2 separate regions of the Homo sapiens genome follow, and region 1 is linked to region 2. A link is an interaction called in ENCODE POLR2A ChIA-PET data of the cell type or tissue named here. Cell type or tissue: OCI-LY7. All regions are shown on one strand. Links, peaks and the distances in the headings refer to the core of each region. The heading gives the core; the rest is flanking DNA.

Region 1 (2,921 bases), core at 185-2,684, 740 kb before region 2:
TGGGACTACAGGTGTGTACCACCACGCCCGGCTAATTTTTGTATTTTTAGTAGAGACGGGTTTTCACCATGTTGACCAGGCTAGCCTTGAACTCCTGGCCTCAAGTGATCCTCTCACCTCGGCCTCCCAAAGTACTGAGATTATAGGCATGAGCCACTGTGCCTGGCCAGTGTACCATTTATGTAAAGTTTGAAAACATGCAAAGCAAAAATACATGTTGTTAATGAGCACATACATATGTAGTGAAAGTATATAGTCATGCATGGAATGAGAAACACCACATTAAGGACAATGGTTACCCATGAAGAATGAGATAATGAAATCAGGGAGGGGTCTTGGAAGGCCTTAACTATATTTGTAATGTTTTATTTATCTACTTTAAAAATTTGAATTAGAAAAACCTAAAGTGCTGCTTAAGCTGGGCAAAAGAATAAGGCAAGAAAAAAAGTCCAATAAAAATGACACTGACAAAAAAAATTAAAACTCTCTGCATAAAGCCTTTGGACAATGACCCCCAACCCTTTGCTCATGTTGGCTATATGGACAGTGCCTGGTTATGAGGAACTGGGTTTCAATTGTTCATTGGTGATTGATTGCAGGGTGCTTACCATGGATTTTCCCACAGCAGCAGTTAAGCACATTGCCTAAGTGCCTAGACTAGGCCCATCTATCCAGCTCACAGAAACCCATTAACTTTACAACCTGCCTAACCAATGGTAAGAGATCAGCAGGGTTGAGAGGTAGTTGACTGGGAAATTTGTTCTGACTTAGAGAGCCAGGAAGTTCCTCTCTCTGGCAGACCTGGCCTTATCCTTCCTCTACCTTCCTTTCCAGCCACGTATTGGGATAGGAGATTCTCATATTCCTGAACCAATCGAGGTTGGCTGGGGTAGAAACCCTCTCCAATAGGATAGGTCTGGGGTAGGTGAATGGTAGTGGAATTCGGGATCAGGAGATACAGAGATACGGGAGGGGCCAAATCTGCCAGCACAAATCCCTGAGTTGGAATAACTTTTATTTTTTATTTTATTTATTTTTATTTTTTTTTTGAGACAGAGTCTTGCTCTGTCACCCAGGTGATCTCAGCTCACTGCAACGTTCGTCTCCAGGGTTCAAGCATTCCTGTGACTCAGCCTCCTGAGTAGCTAGGATTACAGGCGCATGCCACCATGCCCAGATAATTTTTGTATTTTTTGTAGAGATGGGGTTTCACTATGTTTCCCAGGCTGGTCTTGAACTCCTGACCTCAAGTGATCTGCCTGCCTCAGCCTCCAAAAGTGCTGGGATTATAGGTGTGAACCACCCCACCTGGCCAAGTTGAAATAACTCTTGATTCTCAATCTGCTTTGGAGTCATCCCTCACTGATTTTCTGCTAAGACTTCTTTTACTTCCTCATTTACTGCTACGTGGTTTCTAACCTGACTTACCTCTTCTGTTCCACTGTTGAAAAAGCCACTGTGCCACGGAGCCTCCTGGAGCCTGCCACACAGTAGACACTCAGTTACTGGTGACTCCGTAATTTCCTTCTAGGTGGGGCTGAGGGTTTGGTTGGAAAGAAAGATTTGAAGATGTGTTTATATACATTTTACACAAGATGGAAGCAACATTAGTTGTCCCTCCCTACCAATCTCAACAAGTGTTAGCTCTCCTCCCCCACTTCCATTCTTCTCAGCGTCTGAAGTGAGCACTCAGCTTGGGGATTTGGCAAAGAAGGCAAAGACTAAAAATAAAAAGCAAAAGGAGAGTTAAGAATTTCAAGCATTCTCTAAGAGCCTCCATTAACCGTTGGTTCTGATATTCATTGAAACATAGGTCCAGCTCATTAAAAGTACCTTTGAATTATATTATAAGTTTTTTTTAAAACAATAATAACATATTTAAAAAGACTGCTTATCATTGGGCATTCCTTTTCAGCTCTTGTTACAATGATATATTTCAATAGCTATAGATTATAGGCACATATGCTTTTTATCTTCTTATTCTCTATGCTCCTACCTAGTTGTCATGCTTGTTTTTTAATGCCTGGCTATATTCTGTCAGTGGCTATTAACGGAGTAGAGAACATATGTTCTGGAGTTCTAACTCAGGAAGAGCATCAAGACCTCAGAGGGTTGATTCAATAATTAAAGGTCACAATAGATGTAGCATATTTACAATAGTATGTAGACAGCATAAAGGCTGACTAAATGTTGGCTGTTATCTATAACCATATCAACTCAATTAACTTCATCTTTCTTCTTTACAATGTAAGAGTAACTTTTGGTGGGGAGCGTGCAGGGTGAGGGCAAGAGTAGGGTCTCTGGGATGAGGCACTTGGAGAGGTGCCAGGGTCATTTAGTAATGCTACAGCAGATATTTTTTAAGCACTGCGTGTTTTTTTTTTTTTTTTTTTTTTTTTTTTGCCAGTTTAGCACCAGACACTGAGCAAGCCTCCTGGTCCTTGAAGTTACAAAAAATGAATGACATTTTCTGATCTCAAGTTGCTCAGTGTGTAGTCAGGAAGATGTGAAATGAGGAAACCGCACGTGGGAAGAATGTTCATCCCAGGAGGTCAGGCAGGAGCTAGACCCACACTGGGCTGATGCCCACACTGAACTGAGTAGGGTTCCTCCTAGGAATTGGTCAACTTTTTAGGCAATGACACAAGAAAAAATGCCTAGAAGCCAGATCATGAAGCAGGTTGTATGAAGTCATAAGGAGGGCCCCTCCCCCTGCCCTCAATAGGTGATTCGAGAAGTTACAAAGCACAGAGGGACAGAAGAAATGAGCGATGAAGGTTGACTCTTTATTCTTCTCTCACATTTGTTTCCATCTCTACTACCCCTGCAGATTGGGGCCTCCATAGCACAAGGGTTATAGTTGGGGAAGAGGAGGAAAGAGGAGAGACAGGAGAAAGAAATTCTAGGTAGTGACAGTGGAG
Region 2 (2,921 bases), core at 158-2,657:
ATAAAAGTTTGAAAAAAATCAGTGAAGGAACACTACTCATTTAGTTATACAATTTCTGGTATGTTAAAAATATTTGTTCGTTATTTAAAAATGAAGAATCAAGGTGTTTTTCTATTAAAGAATAGTTAAGTTGCCGGGTGCAGTGGCTCATGCCTGTAATACTTTGGGAGGTCGAGGTGGGTGGATCACCTGAGGTCGGGAGTTTGCGACCAGCCTGACCAACATGGAGAAACCCTGTCTCTATTAAAAATAGAAAAATTAGCTGGGCATGGTGGCACATGCCTATAATCCCAGCTACTCGGGAGGCTGAGGCAGGAGAATCGCTTGAACCAAGAAGGGAGAGGTTGTGGTGAGCTGAGATTGCGCCACTGCACTCCAGCCTGGGCAACAAGAGTGAAACTCTGTCTCAAAAAAAAAAAAAAAAAAAAGAAGAATTAAGTTAGGAATTGTGGTCATTTAATTCTGTGATTATAAAATTTCAACAGGAGAAACTTGTTGCACTTGGAGACAAGATACATTTTCAGCCATACCAATCAGGTAAGCTCTTAGACGTGATGTTTTATTGGACTGCTATTAAAAGAGTATTAAAATATTTGTTATAACTGAATCACTGTTAATATGAATAACTCTCATTTATATTTTGTCATTTCTAAACTAATGACAAAATAAACTGTTAAGTTCAATGTGTCCTTTGAAATAAAACATCTCATAAGAATGTTAAAGAAAACACAACTTATGAACACTATGATCTTATAAATGTTGTAGGTAACATATTTATTAATTTCCTAGGACTACCATAACAAATTACCACAAAGTGGATGGCTTAAAAACAACAGAAATTTACTTGTTCACAGCTCAGGAGACTAGAAGACCTGATGTGAGGTATCAGCAGGGCCACACTCTCTCTGAAGGCTTGAGAAAGAATTCCTTCTTGCTTTTTCTAGCTTTGGGTTGCACTGCTTGCATTCCTGGCTTGTTGCTGCATCACTCCAACCTGTGCTTCCCTCTTCACATGTCCATCTTTCCTCTGTGTGTGTCTGTGTTTCTAAGTCTCTCTTTCTCTCTAAGGATACCAGTCATTGCATTCAAGACCTGCCCTAAACCAGTCTGAACCCATCTTAAATTGATTATATCCACCAAGACTCCATTTCCCATAAGATCACATTCATAGGTACCAGGCGTTAGGACTTCAACATATATATATATATTTTATTTATTTATTTATTTATTTATTTAGACAGAGTCTTGCTCTGTTGCCCAGACTGAAGTGCAGTGGTGCCATCTCGGCTCACCACAAGCCCCGCCTCCCAGGTACGAGCGATTCTCCTGTCTCAGCCTCCTGATTAGCTGGAACTACAGGTGCACACCACCATGCCTGGCTAATTTTTGTATTTTTAGTAGAGACGAGGTTTCACTATGTTGGCCGGGCTGGTCTCAAACTGCTGACCTCGTGATCCACCCACCTCAGCCTCCCAAAGTGATGAGATTACAGGCATGAGCCACCATGCCTGGCCAACTTCAGCATATCTTTTTGGAAACACAATTCAACTCACAACACCAGATTTATTTTTAGATAACTTTATTAAAAGCCAACAAATTTCAAGAAGCTTATTTTTCTTATTGGTATTTTCTCCACTCATAAGAAATAGGGGAGGGCTGACATCTTTTCTTTGCCTTAAAGATGATCTCATCTTAGGTATGGATATATACATGTAGAAATAAATCAATTTATTTATGCAAAGGGCTTTAGTCAAGTGTCTTTTGGAGCCCAATATTCCTTCCTTCTGCTAATGTGTGTGCAGTACCAACTATAAGCCAGTGCTAGGAGCTGGAAATACAGAGGTGAATGAGATAGACCTGATCTTGCCCTCTGGGAACCTGCAGTCCATCAAGAGGCTGGCCACACATTATATAGATGACTGCAACTGTGGTGCGTGGGAGGAGTAAATGTTGGCTGCTGTGCTGTCAGAGCTCATGCCTGCGGATAGAAGGGAAGAATCTGAAGCAGGAAAGTACATATCAACTTGTTTGGAAAAACTGTGGAAAAGCTCATGTGGCCAAAGCCAGAAGAGATGGAGCTGAGAGATACAGCCATGAGGAGTAGATGTGAGAGCTACAGAAGATTTCTAGATGGAGAGAACCTGGTCAGTTGTGGGATTAGTTTGAAAAACATCCTGGAATAAGGCAAGGCTGTTTGCAGAAAGACTGGTATTGAGGGGGAGTGCATACAGCCAAGACCAGAGGCAGTAGAAATTTGAGAGATATTTAGGATGTGGAAATATCAAGAATTGCTGATGAATCTGATTGGCTTTGGTGAATCCCAGGGTTCTTCTGGCTGAACAACTGGGCAGATTTACTATTGATAAGGGGAAAATGGTAAAAGAATGAGAGAGAGAGAGAAAATATGAGAATGTGGGAGGGGTGTGTGTGTGCATGCACGCCTGTGGATGGAAGAGGAAGAAGCATGGTGCCAGATTAGAAAAAGCATGAGTTTCATTTCTTACATTTTGATTCTGAAATACCTGTGTGATATCTAAAATGGAAATGTCACATGGAGAACTGCATACTTCCTGGAGCTCAGAAAGATCTGGACTACAGTTGCCAAATGGGGAGTTGTTGCCTCATAAATAGAAATGAAGCTATCAGTATGGTGGAGATTGTCTAGAGAGAAGGTAAGAGAAAAAAGCCTGGAGGAACTTAGCCTGTCATGGTTAAGTAGAACAGGAGCAACTGACAGAGGACCATGAGAAAGGGGTGGTCAGAGAGTCAGGATAAGTCCCTGGAATCTGATGATGTAAAAGACCTGAAGGCAGAGGGTGTTTCAAGAACAAGGACTGTTCTACACTGTCAGATGCTACTGGTGTGTCAGATAAAATGATACCTGAAAAATACCCAATGGATGTATGACAAAGGTCATTTGT

Evidence for each region. Peaks named below come from ENCODE experiments on the same cell type or tissue, not always from the same donor. Only the 100,000 strongest peaks of a DNase experiment are listed, where the experiment ranks them.
Region 1: POLR2A ChIA-PET joins it to region 2 with 5 read pairs; 2 of 35 experiments call an interaction of 5 or more read pairs at or near these places.

What each region holds. Positions count from the first base shown.
Region 1 is chr2:207,483,394-207,486,314 of GRCh38, reverse strand. No RefSeq gene overlaps it. Among named protein-coding and RNA genes, the nearest start is that of CREB1, 45 kb to the left of the region's middle. RefSeq lists a silencer at 1,267-1,316 and an enhancer at 1,547-1,616. In OCI-LY7, for the core only: no CTCF peak of the experiment used is centred there; a DNase peak (open chromatin) is centred at 1,354.
Region 2 is chr2:206,743,238-206,746,158 of GRCh38, reverse strand. MDH1B (malate dehydrogenase 1B) reads left to right here. Exons shown (of 12, transcript NM_001039845.3): 9 at 486-537. Among named protein-coding and RNA genes, the nearest start is that of MDH1B, 21 kb to the left of the region's middle. In OCI-LY7, for the core only: no CTCF peak of the experiment used is centred there; no DNase peak of the experiment used is centred there.